2 separate regions of the Homo sapiens genome follow, and region 1 is linked to region 2. Evidence: read pairs that join two places in POLR2A ChIA-PET (ENCODE). Cell type or tissue: Panc1. All regions are shown on one strand.

What was found. Peaks named below come from ENCODE experiments on the same cell type or tissue, not always from the same donor. Only the 100,000 strongest peaks of a DNase experiment are listed, where the experiment ranks them.
Region 1: POLR2A ChIA-PET joins it to region 2 with 6 read pairs; 2 of 35 experiments call an interaction of 5 or more read pairs at or near these places.

The regions. Positions count from the first base shown.
Region 1 is chr1:162,270,947-162,275,946 of GRCh38, forward strand. The region is part of intron 2 of NOS1AP (nitric oxide synthase 1 adaptor protein); the gene reads left to right. Among named protein-coding and RNA genes, the nearest start is that of MIR556, 69 kb to the right of the region's middle. In Panc1, no CTCF peak of the experiment used is centred here; no DNase peak of the experiment used is centred here; H3K27ac peaks cover 3,386 bases.
Region 2 is chr1:161,832,636-161,837,635 of GRCh38, forward strand. The region is part of intron 9 of ATF6 (activating transcription factor 6); the gene reads left to right. Among named protein-coding and RNA genes, the nearest start is that of ATF6, 69 kb to the left of the region's middle. In Panc1, no CTCF peak of the experiment used is centred here; a DNase peak (open chromatin) is centred at 2,549.

The sequences.
Region 1 (5,000 bases), 440 kb after region 2:
AACTGTATGTATGTAACTGTATGTACGTTTCAAGAGCAGCTTGGTGGGAGAAGGGAAGCTGGCTGCTTTGCGTCAGTTGGTAGAACATGTTGAATATCAGTTTTGATCTTCTGGTTTAGGCAATGGGGTATTATAGAAAGTTTGTGATCAGTACCTGTTATATAATGTTTCAGGAAGGCTTAAATGGTCGTGGGGGGTGTGCGTGCAGTTTTTGTTCTTCTTCCCTCCCCCAACACCCCAGTATGATCCTTAGAATTCTACCCAGGAGTCCAGTGATGGCACCCCCAACCCCCCAGCATGATCCTTAGAATACTACCCAGGAGTCCAGCGATGGTACCCCCCACCCCCCAGCATGATCCTTGGGATACTACCCAGAAGTCCAGTGATGTAGAGAGTGTTTACTTTTTTCATATTGAAGAGCAAGGCAAGTGTGGTGGAAATAACTTATGGAAAGAAAGTATGAGGGCCACGTGGTGAGCACCAGCCGAGGCTAAATAGGATAATAGATATGAAAGTGCTCTGATATTTATAAAAGGCCACTGTGTAAAATGCTCAATACATGAGTTAGAATTAATATCCCAGCATTAATATTATGGAAGAGTAGGCAGCCTTTGAATGGAAGAAATCAGTTCAGCCTTTCGTGTGTGCTGGTTCTCAGAGCATGAGCTTAGCTCTCAGATGTCATCATGACCAGCCAGCTCGCTGTTTTCCTCTCAGACCAATGACTTTCTTGATTTCCTATAACAACTCTTATCTTAGTCAGCTTGGGCTTCTATAAAAGAATACCATAGACTGGGTGGATTAAACAACAGACATTTGTTTCTCACAGTTCTGGAGGCTGGAAGTCTGAGATCAAGGTGCCAGCATGGCTGGGTTGGTTAAGACCATCTTCCTAGCTTGTGGATGGCTGCCTTCCTGCTGTGTGCTTCCCTTAGTCCTGTTTTTGTTTGTTTGTTTGTTTTTTGGTCTCACTCTGTCACCCAGGCTGGAGTGCAGTGGCATGGCTCTATCTAGACTTGAACTCCTGGGCTTGAGCAATTCTCCCACCTCAGCCTCCTGAGTAGGGACTGCCAGCTAATTTTTTTTTGTAGACACAGGGTCTCACTATATTGCCCTGGCTGGTCTGTAACTCCTGGCCTCAGGCAATCCTCCACCTCAACCTCCTGAAGTGTGGGGATTACAGGCATGAGCCACCACTCCTGGCAAGTACTGTTTTTATAAGACAGTAATCCCATCATGCGGGGCCCACCCTCTTGACGTCATCTAAACCCAGTTTCCTCCTGAAGTTCCCACCTCCTTGAAGCTGGGACATCAACATGAATTCTAGAGGTACACTAACATTTATCCCACAACAACCTCCTTTATCACTTCCCACTGTTCTCGTGTGTGGAGAACAGGATGGGAATCCTGCTGCATGTATTCCAGAAGAATGGCTGGCTGAAGCTGGGGATGCTGCCAAACACATAGATTTCCTGTGTCCATGGAGGTGCTGGGCTGAAGCACAGACATCTGAGGCTCCAAGGAGGAGAAACTCACCCAGAGAGGCAGCAACACGAAAAGATGAATTGATAGAGATGACGCGAGGAAGAACTGAATACACTAGATGTTCCCCTTCTTGAACTGGTGATCGCCTGATGATTTCATCAGCTGCCACCCTGCAGGCCTTTTCTCTACTGGCTGCTCAGGCATGTGCTCGTTATTTATCTTGTCCTTTTGTCTGAGTCCCATATATGTGAGCCTGTGTGGATTCAGTCAGAAGGCAGAGGTGTTCAGAAACCAACAAAGTAGTTGGTTCAGTGTTGCTATGGGCAGAAGAGCTGAGACTGGGGTGAGACTTTTGCTCTGAGAAACTAGGCTGAAAAATTATTTCTGCCCGTTGAAATGTTAGAGTTCTATATCTTGAGCCCCAGAGCCTACAGAGACGTGTCTGGGCCTCACTGCAGCTCCCATTATTCCATTATTCCTCCAATAATGGAATAATAACCTCCCATAGGGATTGAGTTACCAGACTGAGTTGACCATGACTTGGTACCATAGCAGCTGGATGACCTTCATGGGTGTCCATTGCCCTAGCTTAGTGACCCTACCAGTGCCTGGACTGGCTGTGTATAGGCTGGAGGGGACTCTGTGTCTGGGAAGACTTCCCTTATCTTCTGAAGCCAGTATGAGATTCTCCTGGCCTGCTCTGCAGGACAACTCTGGAAGCCCTTGTTCTTTTTTTTTTTTTTTTTTTTTGAGACGGAGTCTGGCTCTGTAGCCCCGACTGGAGTGCAGTGGCGCGATCTCGGCTCACTGCAAGCTCCGCCTCCCGGGTTCACGCCATTCTCCTGCCTCAGCCTCCTGAGTAGCTGGGACTACAGGCGCCCGCCACCACACCCGGCTAATTTTTTTTGTATTTTTAGTAGAGACAGGGTTTCACTGTGTTAGCCAGGATGGTCTCGATCTCCTGACCTCGTGATCCACCCACCTCGGCCTCCCGAAGTGCTGGTATTACAGGCGTGAGCCACCGCGCCCGGCCGAAGCCTCTGTTCTTGACCTGGGAACAGTTAGTTCAGAATTGTCTCTGTGCTTTGCACTGCAGTGGAGAGGGTATCCCTCACATTCAGTCTGTGCTAACCTTGGAGGCCTGGGGGCAAGGTTTTCATTCACTCCACCTGAGGAGGAGGAGTTTGGGAAGCATCTCCTATCCTGACACTTCATCCAGCCCAAAGGACTTTAATTTTCATTTTATTTTTAAAATTAACAGTAAAATTGATTTTGGGGGTATAGTATTATGAATTTATGTGTCTGTATAGATTCATGTAACCTTCACCCCAATCAAGGTAGAGATACTTTCAAGTTTTGTGTGTATCAGTAGTTCATTCCTTTTTATTTGTTAAAAATTTGTTTTACATTTCAACCAATTCCCCTCTAACTTTCTGTAACAATACTGTATCACACATGAACTGCTTATTTTCCTTTTTATTTTTGAGTAGTATTCTATTATATGGATATACCACAATTTGCTTATCCATTCACCCTGTGGAAGGATATTTGAGTCGTTTCTAATTTTGGTAATTATAATAGAGCTGTTAAACATTCATGTACAGGTCTTTGTGGGAACATAACTTTCCCTTTCTCTAGGGTAAACACTTAGCTGAGGTAATGCTGGGTCATATGGTAAGTGTATGTTTAACGTTCTAAGAGACTGCTAAATTAGTTTTGGCTGTGCTATTTTCCATTCCTTCAGCAATGCGTGAGAAGTCCAGTGGCTCTGCATCCTCCCCGGTGTTTGGCGTCTGTTGTGCTGGACCCTGTTGACTTCAGTAGGGATGGCACCAGGTTCAAGAGGCCGGAGGAGAGACCCAGAACCGGTGAACAAAACATGTGGTTTATTTGGGGGAACTTACAGAGACGGTCCAGTGGCTGCAGGCTGGAGAGGAGAATGATAACCGCCTGTAAAAAGCATGCAGTTTATATAGCACCCTCACTTGGCACACTTCCCTCAGCAACCTGCATGTGGCAACCCTAATTTCTTGTTATTTCTGTCAGGTGCATCTACCATACAGTGTTTAGTTGTTGTTTTAATTTTATCTATTCTAATATGTATATAGTGGGATCTTACTGTGGTTTTAATTTGCATTTCCCTAACAGCTAATGATATTGAACATCTTTTCATGGGAGGCCATTATTCCAGACTTGGGTGAATACCCTATTGTCTTAGGGAGCTGTAATCAGGTCTGAGTGTGTTTCAATAGGCCCTGGAGCTCAAGATTCAGACTTTAAAAATCCCAGTGGGCAGATATAATTTTTTAGCCTTGTTTCCTAGGCATGAGCCTCACCTGTCTCAATTCCTCCTGTTAGACAAAAACACTGAACCAACTACCAAAACTTGTTGGTTTCTTTACATGTGTTTATTTGCTTTCAATATATCCCCTTTAATCAAGTGTCCATTTGAGTCATTTGCCCATTTTTTACTTCGGGTGTTGTCTACAGCTGTTGAGATTTGAGAGTTCTTTATATGAATGTATTCTGGATACAAATCTTTTGTCAGGTGTCCTATTTGCAAGCATTTTTTCCCAGTCTATTACTTGTCTTTTCATTCACTTAAAACTGGCTTCCACGGAGCAAGTTTAATTTTATGAAGTTCAATTAATCAGTTTTTTATTTTTTATGGATCATGCTTTTGGTATCATATGTAGAAGTTCTATATAAACCCAGGTCACAAAGTTTTTTGTTGTCGTTGTTGTTTCTGTTTTGTTTTTTGTTTTTGATACGGAGTCTCACTCTGTCACCCAGGCTGGAGTGCAGTTGTACGATCTTGGCTCTGCAACCTCTGCCTCCTGGGTTCCAGCGATTCTCTTGCCTCAGCCTCCTGAGTAGCTGGGACTATAGGCATGCTCCATCACACCCGGCTAATTTTTGTATTTTTAATAGAGATGGGGTTTCACCATGTTGGCCAGGCTGGTCTTGAACTCCTGACCTCAGGTGATCTGCCTACCATTTTCTTCTAAAAGTTTTATAGTTTTACACTTAAGCCTGTGATGCACTTTGAATTATTTCTGGCATAAGGTATGAGGTTTATTTTCATGTTCATTTTGGTTTTTTGCCTGATCTGGTCACATCTCACTCTCAGTAGTTCATTCTCTTTCCCTGTCAAGTTTGACTTTAGATTTCCATCATAGTTGGAGGGGGAAACCTGCCTCACATCACAGATTGTTTTTCCTATGGGAAAATAATCCCAGGATTAGGATTTTGCAGTTTGTAGTGGGGGCTTCTTCCCATTTTCATCCTCGTTTCTGAATAGTCACCTTGCTCTGCTTTGGATCCATGTTCAAATCTCATCTGTCTTCGGGGGCCCTCCCACGCATTTCAGTCTCTATCCAGTAGACTCCTTCCTGCACTCTGGATGTCACAGTGGTTGTGCTTGGTAATGCCACATGCTTTAATAGAGCGGAGACAGAAAATTCAGAGGGAACTCAAATGAGGTAAGGCAGGAGTTGGCAAACCATGGCTCATGG
Region 2 (5,000 bases):
ACCCACAGAGCCTCGCTCATTGCTAGCACAGCAGTCTGAGATCAAACTGCAAGGCGGCAGCGAGGCTGGGGGAGGGGCACCTGCCATTGCCCAGGCTTGAGCAGGTAAACAAAGCAGCTGGGAAGCTTGAACTGGGTGGAGCCCACCACAGCTCAAGGAGGCCTTCCTGCCTCTGTAGGCTCCACCTCTAGGGGCAGGGCACAGACAAACAAAAGACAGCAATAACCTCTGCAGACTTAAATGTCCCTGTCTGACAGCTTTGAAGAGAGTAGTGGTTCTCCCAGCATGCAGCTTGAGATCTGAGAACGGGCAGGCTGCCTCCTCAAGTGGGTCCCTAACCCCCGAGCAGCCTAACTGGGAGGCACCCCCCAGTAGGGGCGGACTGACACCTCACACAGCTGGGTACTCCTCTGAGACAAAACTTCCAGAGGAACGATCAGGCAGCAGCATTTGCAGTTCACCAATATCCGCTGTTCTGCAGCCACCGCTGCTGATACCCAGGCAAACAGGGTCTGGAGTGGACCTCCAGTAAACTCCAACAGACCTGAAGCTGAGGGTCCTGACTGTTAGAAGGAAAACTAACAAACAGAAAGGACATCCACACCAAAAACCCATCTGTACGTCACCATCATCAAAGACCAAAGATAGATAAAACCACAAAGATGGGGAAAAAACAGAGCAGAAAAACCAGAAACTCTAAAAATCAGAGCGCCTCTCCTCCTCCAAAGGAACGCAGCTCCTCACCCGCAACAGAACAAAGCTGGACGGAGAATGACTTTGACGAGTTGAGAGAAGAAGGCTTCAGAAGATCAAACTACTCCGAGCTAAAGGAGGAAGTTCGAACCAATGGCAAAAAAGTTAAAAACTTTGAAAAAAAAATTAGATGAATGGATAACTAGAATAACCAATGCAGAGAAGTCCTTAAAGGACCTGATGTAGCTGAAAACCATGGCACGAGAACTATGTGACGAATGCACAAGCCTCAGTAACCAATGCGATCAACTGGAAGAAAGGGTATCAGCGATGGAAGACGAAGTGAATGAAATGAAGCATGAAGAGAAGTTTAGAGAAAAAAGAATAAAAAGAAACGAACAAAGCCTCCAAGAAATATGGGACTATGTGAAAAGACCAAATCTACGTCTAATTGGTGCGCCTGAAAGTGATGGGGAGAATGGAACCAAGTTGGAAAACACTCTGCAGGATATTATCCAGGAGAACTTCCCCAATCTAGCAAGGCAGGCCAACATTCAAATTCAGGAAATACAGAGAACGCCACAAAGATACTCCTCGAGAAGAGCAACTCCAAGCCACATAATTGTCAGATTCACCAAAGTTGAAATGAAGGAAAAAGTGTTAAGGGCAGCCAGAGAGAAAGGTTGGGTTACCCACAAAGGGAAGTCCATCAGACTAACAGCTGATCTCTAGGCAGAAACTCTGCAAGCCAGAAGAGAGTGGGGGCCAATATTCAACATTCCTAAAGAAAAGAATTTTCAACCCAGAATTTCATATCCAGCCAAACTAAGCTTCATAAGTGAAGGAGAAATAAAATACTTCACAGACAAGCAAATGCTGAGAGATTTTGTCACCACCAGGCCTGCCCTACAAGAGCTCCGGAAGGAAGCACTAAACATGGAAAGGATTTATAATCCCAAAGGATTATAAATCATGCTGCTATAAAGACACATGCACACGTATGTTTATTGCGGCACTATTCACAATAGCAAAGATTTGGAACCAACCCAAATGTCCAACAATGATAGACTGGATTAAGAAAATGTGACACATATACACCATGGAATACTATGCAGCCATAAAAAAGATGAATTCATGTCCTTTGTAGGGACATGGATGAAACTGGAAACTATCATTCTCAGCAAACTATTGCAAGGATAAAAAACCAAACACCGCATGTTCTCACTCATAGGTGGGAATTGAACAATGAGAACACATGGACACAGAAAGGGGAACATCACACACTGGAGACTGTTGTGGTGTGGGGGGAGGGGGGAGGGATAGCATTAGGAGATAGACCTAATGCTAAATGACGAGTTAATGGGTGCAGCACACCAACATGGCACATGTATACATATGTAACAAACCTGCACGTTGTGCACATGTACCCTAAAACCTAAAGTATAATAATAATAATAACAAAACAAAAAAATAGATATACTTGAAGAAAGAAATAGTGAATGGGACGATGGATCTGAAGAAATTATATAGAATGTAACACAGGGAGACAGAGAGATAGAAAATGTGAGAGATATTGGACAAGAGGTTATGCCACCATAACTAAGGAATAAAGTAACATTCCCAGTCATGAGACATATTGACATCTGCAGCTCCTGATGGGATGCACTGAGAAGGGCACAGTATCACTTCTATGATGTTCTTGTCCCAAAAAATGTATAACCTGAATTGTCTTTAATTTTATTTTTTATTTTTATTTTTAGAGACAGGATCTTGCTTTGTTTTCCAGGCTGGAGTGCAGCAGCATGATCATGACTCACTGCAGTCTTGAACTCCTAGGCTCAAGCCTCCTGAGTAGTTAGTACTCTAGATACACACCACCGTACCTGGCTCATTTAAAAAAGTTTTTTTGAAGTGATGACATCTTATTATGTTGCTCAGGCTGGTCTCGAATTTCTGGGCTCAAGTGATGCTCCTGCCTCAGCCTCCTTAAGTGTTGGGATTGCAGATGTCAGCCAGCATGCCCAGCCTTACTCTGGAATCTTAAAAATATTGCTAACTGAGCCCTACCCAAGACCTATGAAGTCTGATAGGGTAGGTCAAAGGCATTTGTTTGTAAACCAAACATTTTTCCCAGGAGATTCTGAAGTATGTCTAGGGTTGAAAACTGTTGTGTGTAGTTTTGTATTTCTTTCTTCCTATACATTGTTTTGTATAGTTTTGTATTTCTTTCTTCCTATACATTAGCCACTATGGAAATTGTAAAAGCACTTATTCATTAGATTATAAGATAATGTACGTAAGGGAAGTTTTTATTAAAATGTCTCTAGACAGACACCTCTGTATAGATAGGTTTGTCTCATATACTTGAGGACATTTATGGACCTCTGTTTTGGACAGAGTAGGGGCCACAGCATAATCTGTGAAGGGAACTTCTTCCTGGCACATAGGATTGCAGATTATAGATTCCTTTGTTATGTTTTCCCCTTTCTATTTTAAAGGTCACTATAGTCATCCTCCTTTGCTGCAAATCATAAATGAACATACTAAGGAGGTTTTAAATATGTTTTAGTTAGGTCTTAAAAAAATTAACAAATGTTTGGAATTGACAGTGCTTTTACCCTGTTTTTGTTCTGGGTTAATGCTGCGCCCTCACTAGGTCTGGAATCTTTATAGTTTGAGACATCAGACTTGGATGAGGAAGGGTAAATCATGCTACTAGTGGGCCAGTTACTCTGTGGTTTTCTTATGAGACTGTGCTTTAAGGAAAAGGTAACCACGGAGCATATGGCATTGAGTTTGAGTCATGTGGAACTGGTTAGAAGTAAAATGTTTCTATTCCAGCATTCTCTGAGTTTGTCAGCTTTTCATTATTTTATAGGAAGAATTCTAGCTTCTTATCCTGAGATGAGCTTGTCTCCAAATCTGGTTCCAATTTTTTGTTGTTGTTGTTGAGCACATTTCGCCATATGATATCACTATTGGCTGTAGGTTAAAAGTTACCGTGTAACTTAAACGTCAGAATTCAAACCACCAAGTATACACGGTTTTGTTCAGCCAGATTTTTAAATGAAATCTAATTTGAGTTTTTGGCTAAAAGTACTTTCCACATTTATCAAAGTGACACATGAACTGAAGAAATACAATGTATCTGAGTACCAGGTGTTACTGAATCTGGAATTGCAGGAGGGTAACAGAGCCAAAGGCAGTCCTTTCCTCAAATAGTCTTAACGTATTCATGTTTGTCAAAAATGTGTCTACACAAAGTAATTGGTTCTCTTTTCTCTGTAGATTTCATCCTTTGTTGAAAAAGATGTCTTAGAACCTATCAAGTGCAGAGCTGGGTTTTGAGGGCATGGAAAATTCTGTTGATGCTTTTCTCTAGTTTTGGCTTTCATGTGAGTTGTACATAGGGAGGCTTATAAGGAGCATCCTAGTGGCTTTACCTTGTATCACTTGGCTACTTTTTCCCCACACTTCATTGTTGTAATGAAGGGAAAGGCAGCTGAAACCAGAAACCTACATCCCTTGCCAACTTAAGAGATAAAAGGAAATTTATCTCTTCTGCTTTCTACCTAGTGAGAAGGGGTCGGTGAGAAACTAGGCCAGGTGAGAAAACTACTATCAGAGTTTAAGTTGAGTACTTCGATATGTTCTTCAGACCATACATCTTAGTTAACATAAAACAAGGACTAGTGGATAGTTTGTGTGAAATAGCATTTTCAACCACCATTTTCAGTACTTAATATAGCTGGGTGGAATCATGCTGTGTAAGTGCTGCAGAACATAAATAATAAAGGAAATAAACATCTTAATTTTGTAACAAGTGAAGGTCTAGGCTAATATTAAGGGTAGTATAGGATACTTTTGAAGCTTTTGAATGTACAGAAGTACATATGTAATTATTATATATTGCTTAGACTTCTAGGCAGTTTGCCATTCATGTCTTTTTTGTCTCCAGATTGAGCTGTTTTGTCACATTAGTGAGCATTTGAAACATAATTTTAAGTGTCATTCTACAAATGGTTCTTAATTGATTTATGACTAATGTCAGTATGAACTGCAGGTGTGTGCCGTGCCTTTGGACTTTTTGGTGTCTGTGTGTTCTGAACATAAATTGGCCTTAGTATGTTATGCACACTGTCAGTTTATCACAATCCATGGCCTCTGAGGAGCCAGAAGTACGGAATGTACAGACGATCTATGTACCTTATATTATTTTCTGTCTCAGCCCTTTCCCAGAATTCCCAATAAAGCAGATTTCTCAATTACTTGCTTTTATTTTTCCTTTCTCCCATTTTTTTTTTTTT